Regions from separate parts of the Homo sapiens genome. Here all the other regions are linked to region 2. Evidence: chromatin contacts called from ENCODE Hi-C or POLR2A ChIA-PET data. All regions are on one chromosome and are shown on one strand. The core of a region is the stretch at or near the end of the contact, and the rest is flanking DNA. Distances in the headings are between cores, read along the strand shown.

Region 1 (5,042 bases), core at 1,324-3,823, 160 kb before region 2:
CCATATCCACCAGGCTGCATCTTTCCCATCCTTTCTTTGAAAGGGCCCCAGCTTCAGAGTTTTGGACGTTAAGTATGTGACTTAAAGATCCTAAAGATAGGATTTCTGGTGGCCACAAGACTGTGAACTCCTAATTAGGGTCTAGGTTTGTTTTGAAATAATATTCTGGTCTACACTTGAGTAATTAAAATGGTGAATGATCTGTGAGAGTGATTGGTTCAAGGAATATGCCTCATCAATTTTTAAACTGAAAATAAGGGCAGGGGGCAAAGAATGACCAAGTAATGTTCTGTTGCTTTTTTTTTTTTTTTTAAGACAGGGTCTCGCCCTGTCGCCCAGGCTGGAGTGCAGTGGCACAATCATGGCTCACTACAGCTTCAACCTCCTGGGCTCAAGCAGTCTACCTCAGCCTCCCGAGGAGCTGGGACTACAGGTGAATGCCACCATGCCTGCCTAGTTTTTAACTTTTTTGTGGAGACAGTCTTGCTATATTGCCCAGGCTAGTCTTGAACTCCTGGCTTCAAGCAGTCCTCCTGCCTCAACCTCCGAAAGTGCTGAGATTACAGGCATGAGCCACTGCACCTGGCCTGTATTTTTTTAATTTCCTTTCAGAACAGTATAATAAAAGTGTCTTTTTCTAAATATGGGTTATTCATGGCCTATTTTAAATCCTAAGCTGGCTTCTGACAGGCAAGTTCCCTTTAGGATCTTAGCTTGGCTCCCCTCCTGTCCAGTCCTGGTGTGTGCAGGAAATACAAACTGATTTTAATAGTAGTTTACATTAAATATTATTTTAAAAGTAGATCACCTGTGCGAATGAAGTATTTTTCTCAAACAAGGTATGTCCTTAGATCCTGTGCCTTTGCCTGGTTGTATTGGAAGTCAAGCTGTAAATGGAATTTAAGCACCATATATATATATATAGAGAGAGAGAGAGAGACAGATTCAAACCCCTGGGCTCAAGTGATACTCCCGCCTCAGCCTCCCAAGTAGCTGGGATTACAGGCCCGTGCAACTACAACCAGCTGCCTTATTACTGACCTGCCCTCTTCACTGTAAAAACCAGGAAACATATCACCATGTCCTAGATTTTGTGAAAAACGTCTTTTGTGTCTCTCAAATGGATCATGCTTCATCCGGAACCTCTGAGTCCTTGAGACCTCCACGTTCCGGGCGGAGCAGGGAAGCCTGAACTTTAAGAAGGCCACGTGGCTAAATGGCTTCCCTGAGGCATGTCTCTCCTGGGAAGGCATTCCCTACCCCAGATCCTGCAGCCTTTCATCCTGAGGCCATTAGACTCTCCAGGTGCACCTGCATCAAAGCGCACAGGTACCGCGCTCCTGATCTGGACTTATCTGAATTGTACCTTCCCCGAGGGTGCTGTTTGATGTGCTTGATTGTGGAATGAAAGCCAAATAAAGGAATGAGAGGGGCTGTTTATTTCCTCATTTTTAGTGCTTTTCCTCAGGGCCCTTCTATGTCTGGAGAAGGAATTTATGAAAAAGCCTAGGATACCACCTAAGCGGAAAACACCAGCATCTACTTACAATTATATTAACTCTGGCATCCATGAGCTGTTGGCCTCTGGCAGAGGAGTCTGTGTCCCTAAAGAGCTCTATGGATAGCCAGTATGGTGGCTCATGCCTGTGATCTCAGCACTTTGGGAGGCCGGAATGGGAGGATCACTTGAGCCCAGGAGCTCAAGACCAACCTGGGCAACATAGTGAGACCTCGTCTCTACCAAAAAAAAAAAAAAAAAAAAAAAAATTAGCCTGGCATGGTAGCAGGCACCTGCAGTCCCAGCTACTCAGGAGGCTGAGGCAGGAGGATCATTCGAGGCCAGGAGTTTGAGGCTGCAGTGAGCTATGATTGCACCACTCCAGCCCAGGTGACAGAGTGAAAGCCCATCTCTGATAGATAGAAAGATAGATAGCTCTATGGTGGAGGAAAGTGATGCCACTCTCGCCTCACACTTTTTCAGCTGTGTCATCAGCATCCTCTCTTCCTGGAGGAGGGTGACAGGGCCAGTGTAGTTCTGAGTTGCTCTGATAGCCTGCTGCTTCTCATTTGAGTGACCAAGGCTGGGAATTTAGAAGGGACTCTAGTCATAATAACATAGGCGGCCTCCCTGCACCCCCTCCCCCTTTTTTTTTTTGAGGCAGAGTCTCACTCTGTCGCCCAGGCTGGAGTGCCGTGGTGCGATCTCGGCTCATTACAACCTCCGCCTCCCAGGCTCAAGTGATTCTCCTGCCTCAGCCTCCCGAGTAACTGGGAGTACAAGCACATGCCACCACATCCAGCTGATTTTTTGCATTTTTAGTAGAGATAGGCTTTCACCATGTTGGCCAGACTGGTCTGGAACTCCTGACCTCAGGTGATCTACCCGCCTAAGCCTCTCAGAATGCTGGGATTACAGGCATAAGCCACCATGCCCAGCCATCCCCCACCGCCTTTTTTTTTTTTAACAGATGGGGAAACTGAGGCTGAGGCTGAAAGCAATTGAGTGACTTGTCCACTGTTGGCAGCATGCCAGTGGCAGAGGCAGGAATAGCTCCCAGGATTCATTCCTGACTCCTAGCCTAGCAATCTGGTGATGAAACAGGGTGTGGTGGACAATCGGCAGAGACTTTCAATGCATTGAATCTCCATTCAAAAAGAAAGGGTCCCCTGCAAGACAAAGACAGATTGTCCAGAGTGCCAGAACTTCTTAAACTGCCAAGGAACTTGCAGTATACTGAAGATTTTACTGAAGTTGTTTTTGGTACTGTTTGGTGCTAAATACAAGGAATTGGTTTGTTGTAAAAGCTATAGGGTGAGACTGCCCTCTAGTGGGCCAGTGGAGCTATTGGTCTAGCTGTGTTCTGGGCAACTTTGCTTTCTCACGCCACATCAATGTAGAGCGATTATTCCTACGGAAAGGAATTTCAATTTTATTCTTTCTCAAGCACTGTGGCCCATAGTAACTCTGTTGATCTCTAAGCACTAGCCATCATTTGCGCGTCTTATAGAAGGCTGGGTTTGCCTTCTATACATACACACATTAGAAGTGTCTTACTTCCCTAACAAGATTCAGGCTCCTAAAAGCCAGGACATGCATGTATGTATGTATGTATATATTTTGTGGAGACAGGGTCTTGCTCTGTCACTCAGGCTAGAATGAAGTGGTGCAATCACAACCCAACCTCTACCTCTTGGGCTCAATCAAACCTCCTACCTCAGCCTCCCGAGTAGCTGAGACTACAGTTACGTCCTGCCACACCCAGCTAATTTTTCTGTTATTTTTTAGATAATGGGGTCTTGCTATGTTACCTAGACTGGTCTCGAACTCCAGCCATGCTATATCTTAAGTCTTGTTTTTCCACAGCTTCTGCCTTGCTGTCCCCTTAGCTGGACATGGAATTAGAAGGTTCTTTGGGATGGAAAGGAATCCTTCCCCCACCTCCCCCAAAAAGAATCCCGTCACTTCTCATTTGTTCCTAAAACATTCTAATCTCATCCCTCTGATCAGTAGTTCCCCAAGTAGTTGAATCATCTGAATCCCCCAGAAAGCATACACAACTCAGTTTCCTGGGCCTGACTCCAGCCCTGCTCAATCAGTCTCTGTGGTTTGAGCCAGGAAACCTGCTTTACAAACTTCCCAAGTGGCTTTTGATGTGTAGCCAGGTCTGGCAGCCAACTGCTTCAAAACCCCATTTACAATTATTTTTCACAGCTCCCACCACCGACAGTGTCTCCAGAGGTCTTCAGCTTGTGTCACTTATTAAAATTAACCATTTTGAGACTCATTCAGAAATACTCAATATATTCTTCTAACTGGGTGACATGGGAAGGAAAAAGGAACCGCATGAGATGGACCAAAGGCACTTGCTTTGGTTGCCAATGGCTCTGAAACAGGAAATACTGAAACCAATACCTCTGTACTGACTGGGCAGGTTGTTGATGTGTAGGTTGTTTTCAGTATTTGGGCTGGATAGGAAGACAAAAGTTTGTTAAGTTATCAATTATGTATTTTCCCCTATTATAAGTCATCTGACCTCATGATTACCATACAAGGTAGGTGAAATTGTCCTCTTTAAAAAAAAGTTTTCTAATTGACAGATAATAATTGTACATATTCGTGGGGTACATAGCAATATTTCAATACATACAAGGTATAGTGATCAGATCAGGGTAATTCGCATATCCATTATCTCAAACATTTATCACTTCTTTGTGTTGGGAATGTCCTTCTCCTAGCTATTTGAAACTATATGTTATTGTTAACTCTAGTCATCAGTCCCCTTCTTTATAGATGGGAAAATTGAGGATTAGGAAAGTGAAGTAACATCCCTGAAGTCACCTAAGTTGGTAACTGTCAGATTCTGCATTTGATTACAGGCCTGATTGCCAAGGCCAACTTTGAAAAGGTAAGAGGACCAGAGGGCCAACCTGCTGTTTTTTTAACTCTGGCAGGCCAAGCGAGCAGTACAGCGGGGAGCTACTGCAGTCATCTTTGATGTGTCTGAAAACCCAGAAGCTATTGATCAGGTAAGCTCCTCAGGCCATGCCAACACTGCAGCCTCCCTGAGAAAGGCACTTCCTTTAGTGAGCTTGGCTTGTCCCGGTCATGTCACCCTCATCTCAGAGCATTTGCTCTTGTCTTCTGAAGTTAGGTGTCCATGTTTGGACATAATTCCCAAAGGAGGTATACTGGGCGAGGTTAAGAGCCAGGGAATTGGGGCACAGGGGGCATTTTCTCTTTTTTTCCCCCGAGATGGAGTCTTGCTCTGTCACCCAGGCTGGAGTGCAGTGGCGCAATTTCAGCTCACTGCAATCTCCACCTCCCGGGTTCAAGCGATTCTCCTGCCTCAGCCTCCCAAGTATCTGGAATTATAGGCACGAGCCACCACGCCTGGCTAATTTTTGTGTTTTTAGTAGAGATGGGGTTTCACCATGTTGGCCAGGCTGGTCTTGAACTCTTGACCTTGTGATCCATCTGCCTCGGCCTCCCAAAGTGCTGGGATTATAGGCGTGAGCCACTGCACCGGGTTCAGGGGGCATTT
Region 2 (4,399 bases), core at 619-3,118:
ACTTCTCCTCTGTCCCCACCACTCTCATTCTCCTCCTGCTTCTCAGCACCACCACTACCTCCCCATTCATCCTGGAGCTGTCAGGTGGGGCGGGCCCACATGCTCATGACCCGGCAGGTGCCACCCGGGACTGGCAGGGCTGGTGGGCTGCTCCAGGGCCTCTGCTCTGAGGGGCTTCTCTGGTCTGCCCTTCCCTCCTGCCAGATCCGTCCAACCACATGGACTCACAGCTGCCACTTCAGATGCATCCAGCCGGGAGTGGGCTTCACCTCGCTGGGGTGGGAGATGGACAGCTTCCCATACAGAAGGTCTTAGGCCACGTTCCTAGGCTGTGGTCACCAAACATTTCCCTCACCAGCCTAGAAGTTCCACTACCAACGATTTAGGGTTTAAATGGCAGGAAGCCCTGTTAACTCCCCCTCCTCCCAACATTAAACATTAAACACATCAGTCATTCACACTCTAGTAGGAATGAGCCAAGAGCTCTTCCCTCTACCCCCTAGTTGGGTGGATGCTGCATATGGAGATACTGTTCATCCATTTTTGCAAGAGGAGATGAAAGAGAAGCAGAGGAAGGGACCTGAGAGAAGGCAAGTAGGGCAGAGGTGGGGGGTCAGAAAGGGGAGGATTTAGGAGAAATTGCCAGAGGAGGGGAAGGGGGAACAAACGTTGCTAAGGAGAAAGCCTCTCATTTGTCCATTCCTGCAGTCAACAAAGCACAGTTGCAGGAAAGTCCCCGAGTCCTCACACCCCCATTTTCCAGATGCAGAAACCGAAGCTCGGAGAGAAGGGACTCTCTAGATCACATAGAACATCCAGGTCTCCTCACTCCAACAAGAGGTACCCTGTCCTGCCATGCTCGCTTATGTCCGGCCCTGTCATTCTGTTGTCGTCCCCCTGTACCCCCCTCAAAGATGCAAAACGGGAGATTCCAGAGGACAGGAAGGCCCTCCCAAGCCCTAATTTATGATTTTCTGACAGCTTCCTTCCTCCCACTACTCCCTTCCAGCCCCAGTCCCAGCTCTCTGGGGAAAGAATGAGCTGGGTGAATGAGAAGGGCAGCTCCATGGAGCATAAATAACTCGGCTGGGCAGCTGCAGGCTGCCTAGGTCTCCCAGCGCCCCGACCCTGGCCCTGCAGGGTGCTTCCATCTCTGAGAGCCAGGGACAGGAGGGCCAAACCCCCTGATCAAAAGTGCAGAGAGCAGCCATTGCTCTTGGGCCCTGTCCTTTGTCTGGTCAGCAGCTTTTAAGGCTGTGGCTTACACGGTCCCTTCCCTTTCATGGTGTCCAGGCACTGCTTGGCAATTAGGCCTGGGCCCCTGGGGGCTGCGGCCATGGGCTCTGGGCACCCCTTGGGCTGCTTCCTCACCTATGGAACAGGCACGATATGGGAAGAGTGCCTGGGCTCACACGAGCTAATGTGTGCACAGGGCTGATATGACGGGGCACACCCAAGCTGGAGAGACAGTCCTGTAGGACACAGCGGGAGGAAAGAGTCCCTTAGCTACGGCCCCCAGAGACTTCACAGGGGAAGGAGGCTGCCGCCCAGGTTGTTTGTTAAGAGGATAAAACATTTCCTGTTTGGACTAGGCCAGGGTGGATGCGTCAGTGAATCTGCCCCAGAGGGGCTGTGTTTCCCGGATCCCATGGCCTGCCCTGGGAGGGTGTCTGTGTGTGTCCCTGTGTGGTCCATCTGGGTGTGGGTCCAGGTCTGGGTATGTGTCCACACATTCTCTCTGGCCTCATCAGCCCCAAGATGGGACTCCAAATGTGAGCCAAGTTATCTCTTACCCCAAAGAAGACCTGCTTCAGGGCTCAGCCAGTGGGTGGCAGTGTGGTCTGGTGGGTAAACTCATAGACAGCTGCCCATCACTCACTAGCCGTGAGCCCCACACCTGGGGACAATAAGGCTTCCTCCTGGGTGGCAGAGAGGATCGCAGCAGACAATACAAGCAAAACGCTTAGCACAGCGCCTGGCGCACAGTCAGCATGGGGAACGGAAGCTGCTGTCGTTACTGGCGGTTGTGGTCTCGTCTTGGCAGTGGAAAGGACCAGGCCCCCAGGGGGGAGGCCCCGCCCGCAGGGACAGGCCCTGAGACCTCAAGCTAGCCGGCCCCTCTCCTCTCAGTTTCAGCAAACATTGAAACCTCAAATAATCAAAACCCCAGGCCCCCACGGCATTTCCTGCCTTTCCACTCAACTAGGAAAGAGGACCAGAAAGCCGGCTGTCATCCAACAGGAAAGTGAGCCCTTAAACGGGGGCTTCAGCTGTGCCCCAGGGCCACTGAAGGGGAGACCTGACGTTTTCACACTTTCCCAGAAGCTCAGACTCTTGAGCCAGAGGGACCTTAAAAGTCCTATGTGGGAGGGTTGCTTGAAGCCAGGAGTTCGAGACCAGCCTGAGCAACAGAGCAAGACCCTGTGTCTACAAAAAATATTAAAAATGAGCCAGATGTGCTGTCATACACCTGTAGTCCTAGCTAATCAGGAGGCTGAGGCAGGAGAATCGCTTGAGCCCAGGAGGTTGAGGCTGCAGTGAGCGGAAATGGCACCACTGCACTCCAGCCTGGGTGACAGTGTGAGACCCTGTCTCAAAAAAAAAAAAAAAAAAAAAAAAAGAAGATCCCATGGCTTGTTTTTTCAGGCAAAGAAATGAAGCTCAGAGAGGGGAAGTGACTTGTCTTGGGTCACACAGCTCCCAGAGGTTGCTCTGGAATTGACACCCTGGCCTATGGGTCACATGGCTTGTGGGGTGTATCCATCAGGCCACACAGCCACAAGGTGATAAATAGTGATAAATAAATCTATATTTATTTATCCGGGTCTACAGTGATAAATAAATACCCTGGACCCGGGAATCCCAGCCTCAGTAAGGACAGGCCCCTCTCTGATGTGAAAATGTTGATAACAGCTTTTACCAGGAGAGTCTCTTGCTGGGGAAATTCTGCAGCGGCCTGAGTCTGCCACAAGTTTGATGGCATTGGTTAAGAAATGTGGATGCCATTAATCGCAGGAGCATCTCAGACATGTTGCAAACAGACCTAGTAGTGCCTCCTCATTCTGTGGCACCCATCTGACACCCTAGACACCTCTCAGTCCCTCCAAGGCATTATCCAGTGCTTCTCCTTCCTAAACAGCTGCATGTTTGAGCTTCCTAAACAGCTCAAAGCACCCCTGGGGTGATGGGTTTTTATCTGGGCCGCTTGATTGGGGTTTCAGACAGGCCTGGCATCCTCTTGGGGGCATGGCTCCTCAGGAGTGACGAATTATCCAGGGTGTTAAGTCACTGATCTAGCTGTGTCAAAAACAAGGGCTAACCAGAGAGGTACAAAGCTGCATTTCTTGGAGGTCAGAGAGATGGCACAGGAGATGTGCCAAAATTTCACGTGAAAAGGAGGGCAACAGCTCCCCAAGGGGGCAACATTGGCACCATGGTGATGTCGCTGGAGGGAGAGGGAGCCCTTGGGGGACTATGTGAAGTAGGGGAGAGTGGGTGACAGGCCATTACCATGATATCTCAATCCTTCCCACACTCCTGTAACGAATGTACAACTGTCCTCCCTGCAAAAGAAACACTGAGGCTGCGAGAGGGGCAAGACTTGCCTGAGCTAACTGGAGCAGAAGTAGCAGAGGCAGGGTTTGAACCCAGCTCTCACTACCTGTCCCTTGGGACAGGGCAACAGCTTTCTCTATGTGGACACACTGGTGATGGATCCCCCGTCCTGCCTGCCTGCCTGCCTATGGTGGCCTATGCTGCCTGCCCCTGGTGAGTCCAGGAGGGGCAATCCAGTGACTGGCAGATCCTTTCTGGGGAGTGTTTCTAGAAGGGACCGTGGGTCTGGACAAGCCATAACAGGAAGTAGCCAAGCTGGGCAAGGGCTTCCCCAGCCCAGGCCTAACTACTGCCCATCGATCCAGGCAGAAGGCGGGGTTAGAGACTGCCCTGGGAGATTGGGGGTCTGGGTCCCCTCTGATGAGAGCTCTGGTCTCTCCCTATAAACACACACTCCTATCACAGACACACACATAACACACATGCACATAAATCCACATCAAGCATGCACACACATCCATCATACACACATACGACACACACATGCACCCCTGCACACACACACTACGCTTACATATACCTTTGTGGGATGTAGAGCCATTCCTCCAGAAGCCCATCCATGTACCCCAGATGAAACCACCCAACACCAATTCTTACCTTGTTACATATGGTGAAATCAAGGCATAGACCGAAGTGCTGTGGTTAAGAGCTGTTACTCTCCGAAGTCAGGCGATCTGGGTACAAATCCTGGCTCTGCCAAACCCCTGCCACGGTGCTTTAGGTAAATGACAGCTCCTTTCTGTGGCTTAGTTTCTCCACCTGTAAAATGAGAATAAGAACAGAC
Region 3 (4,679 bases), core at 365-2,864, 180 kb before region 2:
TTCACCATGTTGGCTAGGCTGGTCTCGAACTCCTGACCTCAAATGACCCACCCACCTCGACCTCCCAAAGTGCTGGGATTACAGGCGTAAGCCACCGTGCCCGGCCTTGTTTTAATCTTTATTGAAGTATAATAGACATGTGATAAACAGCACATATTTAAAGTGCACAATTTGTTAAGGTTTGACCTATATGCACACACACATACACACACACACATGCACACACACACACCCATTAAACCATCACCACAATCAAGATGAACATATATGTCACTCCCCCCACATTCCCTCAATTCCCCTTTAAAATCCCTCCCTCCCTTTCCTGGCTTCCCTGCCAAACACCAGACAACTACTGATCTGCTTTCTCCTACTGTAGACAAGTTTGCATTTTATAGAATTTAACACGAATGGAATCATGCAGTATATACTGCTTATTCTGGCCTCTTTGACGCAGCATAATTATTTTGAGATACATTCATGTGGATTGTGTATAACAGTAGTTCATTTCTTTTTATTACTTTTTAAGAAAAGAGAACGCTGCTTTTTTTACTCTGAACTTGGGCCAGGATGATTGAAGTTACCTACGAATTGTACATTAACCAACTAATGGCAGTGAAGAGTTAATCTGTAACTTCATCTGTTAGCTGTTAACGTGACCCCCAAACCTAACCTCCTCTTGACTGTCAGATCCTGATCCCAGACACACTTTCTCTAAAGGCTAAAACTGAAGTAGGACTGGAGACTTGGGGAGCCTGGTATTTCTGAGTCTTGGTTGGTCCCTGCCCATCACTGGATCTTGGTGTAGCATGGTCTCATGATAGTGTGAGAACAGGGTTAGGTATGTGACTGTGTGACCAGCAGTACTCTGTTAAAAACCTTGACTTTAAATTACTTCATGAAGTTTCAGATGGGGGAAAAAGAACCCACAACCCTGACTTTTGTCAGCTGTCCGTCTTACAAGTCTGAGTTACGCAGATGTCCTAATCCTTTTAGAAGCAATCTCAGTAGGTTGGAGAATTTATTGTTGTTACAGATACTCACTTTAAAATGTATTAAGTGAACTCAATTGGTATATTTGAAAATACTTTAATTTACCCTTCTTTTCAAGATTCCATCTCCCTTATAAGCTACCATACACTTGCCTGCTAGCAGGTCCTTTATAGTCAACTTCCCTGTAACAAATGAGAGTTTTTTGGGTATAAATGTATGGGGTACAAGTATAATTTGGTTACATGGGTATATTGCATAGTGGAAAAGTCAGGGCTTTTAGTGTAGCCATTACCTGAATTATGTATATTGTACCCATTAAGTAATTTCTCATCGTCCACCCCCCTCCCACCTCCAACAAATTGGTTTTTAAAAAATTCTTTCCTTAAATGCTTGGCTTCAAATTTCCTGGTACAGGAATTCTGTAATTCTGATAAAAAATTGCTTGAAATAATACACAAAATGTCTATGTGTTTACTAATAGATCCTGATTAAAGTTATTATTGAGAAACTAACATTGGAGTCCTCTAAATTCTGATTTCCCAGAAAACAAAAAATCTTCAATATTATAAAACTTAATGGACTCTACAGAAGTCGGGGCAGGGTTGACAGGAAGCAGTTGGCTCTGATGGAACACCCTCCCCCGCTGCCAGCACACTCTGACCTCAGGAAAGTCATGCCTCCTTTGCAAATCTTGGACATGGGACTAGGTGTGCTTTCATCCCACTCCAGGACTGAGGGACACTTGATTCAGATAGACCATAGTCAAGGTCCATGTTGCCTAAGAGACCCTCTTTGTCCCCCAGCATGAGGACTGCAGTGACTTTCAAGTGGCTCCCAGGAGTGGAGAAGCAGGCTGCTTCCCTTGCATGGGATCCATTAACTCCCAGGCATGGAGAAGCAGGCTCAGTTCCCTACGGTGGGCTATATTAGCTCCCACAAATGGAGAAGCAGGCTCAGTCTCTCCTTGGGTGTGCTGCATTGTCTCCCAGGAATAGAGAAGTAGGATCAGTCATTTATTCCATGTGGGGCTGTCTGGCCAGAACTCTTCCCTCCAAAGGGAGTGGTTTGTGGTCCCTCTTCTGGATTTGGCTCATCAGTCTTTCCAAATGTCCCAGCCACCTGGTAGGTATGCAGTTTGATTTGTTTAGCCCCCAAATGCCAGCCAGTTCCCCATGCCTGCCTGATAGCTGGGTGCCTCTTGAGCCAATGTCGGCATATTCTACAATTACCTGCTTATTTGTGGGGGTTACATAGTGCTTGTAGTTATAGCTCTCTCCACTTACCCACAAACCAGACTGCCAAACTCCTGGATCATAAAACAAAGTGTAAGCACCCTGGATCATGACCCAGCTCTTTTCCTGTTCTTCTTTTGAGACTTTCCTAACAGGAAAGGCTCTGGGTAATTGATAGAGATTATCCCTGATTCCCTTAATGTAACCTTTTTACTCTTTCCTTTTCCTGGGATTAAGCTGTTCTTTTGCAAGAAGTCCTTTTCTTAATGACAGTCATTCACCTGTTATTGACCAAAGGAAGCGATCCGGCCCAACTCCACCTTTCTGTGGTTCAGTCTCTCGAGTCTCTTTCATTATAATGACTTTCAAAGGCATTAACTGTTTTTTTTTTTTTGCTTTCAATTTTCTGCACTGTTAAAGGCTGTCAAACTATACTTTAATCTGCCTTCCTGAAACAATAATTGCCCCTGTATTTGTTGGTGAATATGAGTGTTAATATTGAGTAGATGTTTTAATATTTGCTGAGGGTTCCCAGGCAGCGTGCGTTGCTACTGAGGTCTGCTGTTCACAAGATAACAAGTTGATATAAAGTGGAGACACATAGGCTCAGTCAGCAGTGCCTTTCTTCTTCTTGCAGTCCTGTGATATTTCTCTTCTTCAGGGCACTTACCTCTCACTGTGCATGTAGGGTCCCTAGTATAACTACTAGAACACCATGAGAAGAGGCACTAGATCTTTTAGGACTAGGTTCTTTTGGCATATGATTGTACCTTCATGGTATATGCTCAATAAGTATTTGTTAAATTAATGAATATTTTGTCTGGAAGCACATTGCCACAGGACTGGGCCTTGGTGTAGGGATTAGGGAACCCCTTCCAGAAAAAATAAAATTTCAGGTAGTGACCCAAAAATGTCAGTAAACCATAGTGACTGCTTGGATGCTGTGTTCCAGAAACTAAACTGTGGGCATGCCAGCTGCCACCAACAGAAAGGGTAATCACTAAATAGTTGTTAAGTTTATACAATGGCCATGTGAGTGGATAATAATACCCAACCATGCAACCCTGTGCTACTTTTTTTTTTTTTTTTTTTTTTGAAGACAGAATCTCGCTCTGTCGCCCAGGCTGGAGTGCAGTGGTGCCATCTTCGCTCACTACAACCTCCACATCCCAGGTTCAAGCAATTCTCCTGCCTCAGCCTCCTGAATAGCTGGGATTACAGGTGCCCACCACCACACCTGGCTAATTTTTGTATTTTTAGTAGAGACGGGGTTTCACCATGTTGGCCAGGCTGATCTCGAACTCCTGACCTCAAGTGATCCACCCGCCTCGGCCTCCCAAAGTGCTGGGATTACAGATGTGAGCCACCATACCCAGCCTCTATGCCACCTTTTGCTAACCTCTCCCCTATACTTGGTGTGTCTGCTGCCTCCACCAGCACCTTTGATATCCAGCTGCTGGCTGGCCTTCTCTTCCTCTTCATTCTGGCAGCTTGGCCTCCATGAAGTCTTTCCTGACCACACCAGCCTATGGCACACATCACCCCCATCCAGGATGCTCCATTGCAGAAGTGTATTGAGCATCCTTCAAAATAATCCCACCCAATTAAACTCTTAATCCATTTGTTTCCCTTGTTGGTCTAGTTCCATTTCTCTTTCTTTCTTTTTTTTTTTTGAGACGGAGTCTTGCTCTGTCACCCAGCCTGGAATACAAGCGCATGATCTAGGCTCACGGCAGCCTCCTGAGTACCTGGGATTACAGGTGCAGGCCAACATGCCCGGCTAATTTTTTGTATTTTTAGTAGAGACGGGGTTTCACCATATTGGCCAGGCTGGTCTCAAACTCCGGACCGCAGGTGATCTGCCTGCCTCAGCCTCCCAAAGTGCTGGGATTATAGGCATGAGCCACCGCGTCCAGCCTCTAGTTCCATTTCTTTAACCTAGTGGATTGCAAGCCCCTCACTGCTTTCCAGCCCGAAAGGGGCATTGATGGGATTGTGAACACAGGACAGAAAGTAGTATTAATGATTATTGTTACACCCCGGATGCGTGGTAGGGATGCTTGGGAGCACCTTTATTCTCCAGCTAGCATTAGCTGTCGGGCTGAGGAAGGCTAGCTTGATGACTCTGCCACTTTTCTCCTTCCCCCTCCATCATCAGCACCATTGTGATGACTATTTATTGAGTACCAGGACTGGAACGCATTTGGGAGAAATAAAAGCATAGATTTGACACAGCCTTCATTCTGTTAGCCTATGGAAAGGTGATTATAGCACTTGTTACTTGAATTAGACCCGAAAATATAGCACATTTTAGGGTCTAATTCAATATAGGACACTCTGCGTTTAACTTATGTTTTACAGCCTAACTCATGACTGCTATGGCCAATATCCCTTCTCCACACCCCCAGACCCCATCACTAAAATTCCTTCTAGTGGCAGAACCGTCACCACTTATCA

The links. A loop is a pair of places that touch in the nucleus more often than their neighbours do. ChIA-PET counts read pairs that join two places held with the same protein, here RNA polymerase II (POLR2A). Pooled maps may share reads with other maps.
Region 1: a pooled map shows a loop between it and region 2 (2.6-fold over the local background). The contact joins two enhancer-like sites. A Hi-C loop is called at or near these places in 2 of 50 pooled maps. POLR2A ChIA-PET finds 5 or more read pairs at or near these places in 3 of 52 experiments (GM10248, H1 and RWPE1).
Region 3: a loop to region 2 is called in a pooled map, with 2.1 times the contacts of the local background. The contact joins two enhancer-like sites. A Hi-C loop is called at or near these places in 2 of 50 pooled maps. POLR2A ChIA-PET finds 5 or more read pairs at or near these places in 3 of 52 experiments (GM10248, H1 and WTC11).

What each region holds. Positions count from the first base shown.
Region 1 is chr22:29,038,043-29,043,084 of GRCh38, forward strand. It overlaps ZNRF3 (zinc and ring finger 3), which reads left to right. Exons shown (of 9, transcript NM_001206998.2): 3 at 4,453-4,527. Among named protein-coding and RNA genes, the nearest start is that of ZNRF3-AS1, 9.1 kb to the left of the region's middle. Within about 2 kb of position 2,574, at least 4 of the 41 ENCODE cell types and tissues checked have a DNase peak (open chromatin) inside an H3K27ac peak, as active enhancers do.
Region 2 is chr22:29,200,948-29,205,346 of GRCh38, forward strand. It overlaps LOC101929638 (a long non-coding RNA gene), which reads right to left. Exons shown (of 5, transcript XR_938134.3): 2 at 4,213-4,374. Among named protein-coding and RNA genes, the nearest start is that of EMID1, 2.7 kb to the right of the region's middle. RefSeq lists a silencer at 1,997-2,116. Within about 2 kb of position 1,869, at least 17 of the 41 ENCODE cell types and tissues checked have a DNase peak (open chromatin) inside an H3K27ac peak, as active enhancers do.
Region 3 is chr22:29,021,682-29,026,360 of GRCh38, forward strand. The region is part of intron 2 of ZNRF3 (zinc and ring finger 3); the gene reads left to right. It overlaps ZNRF3-AS1 (ZNRF3 antisense RNA 1), which reads right to left. Exons shown (of 3, transcript NR_046851.1): 3 at 3,318-4,679. Among named protein-coding and RNA genes, the nearest start is that of ZNRF3-AS1, 7.5 kb to the right of the region's middle. Within about 2 kb of position 1,615, at least 3 of the 41 ENCODE cell types and tissues checked have a DNase peak (open chromatin) inside an H3K27ac peak, as active enhancers do.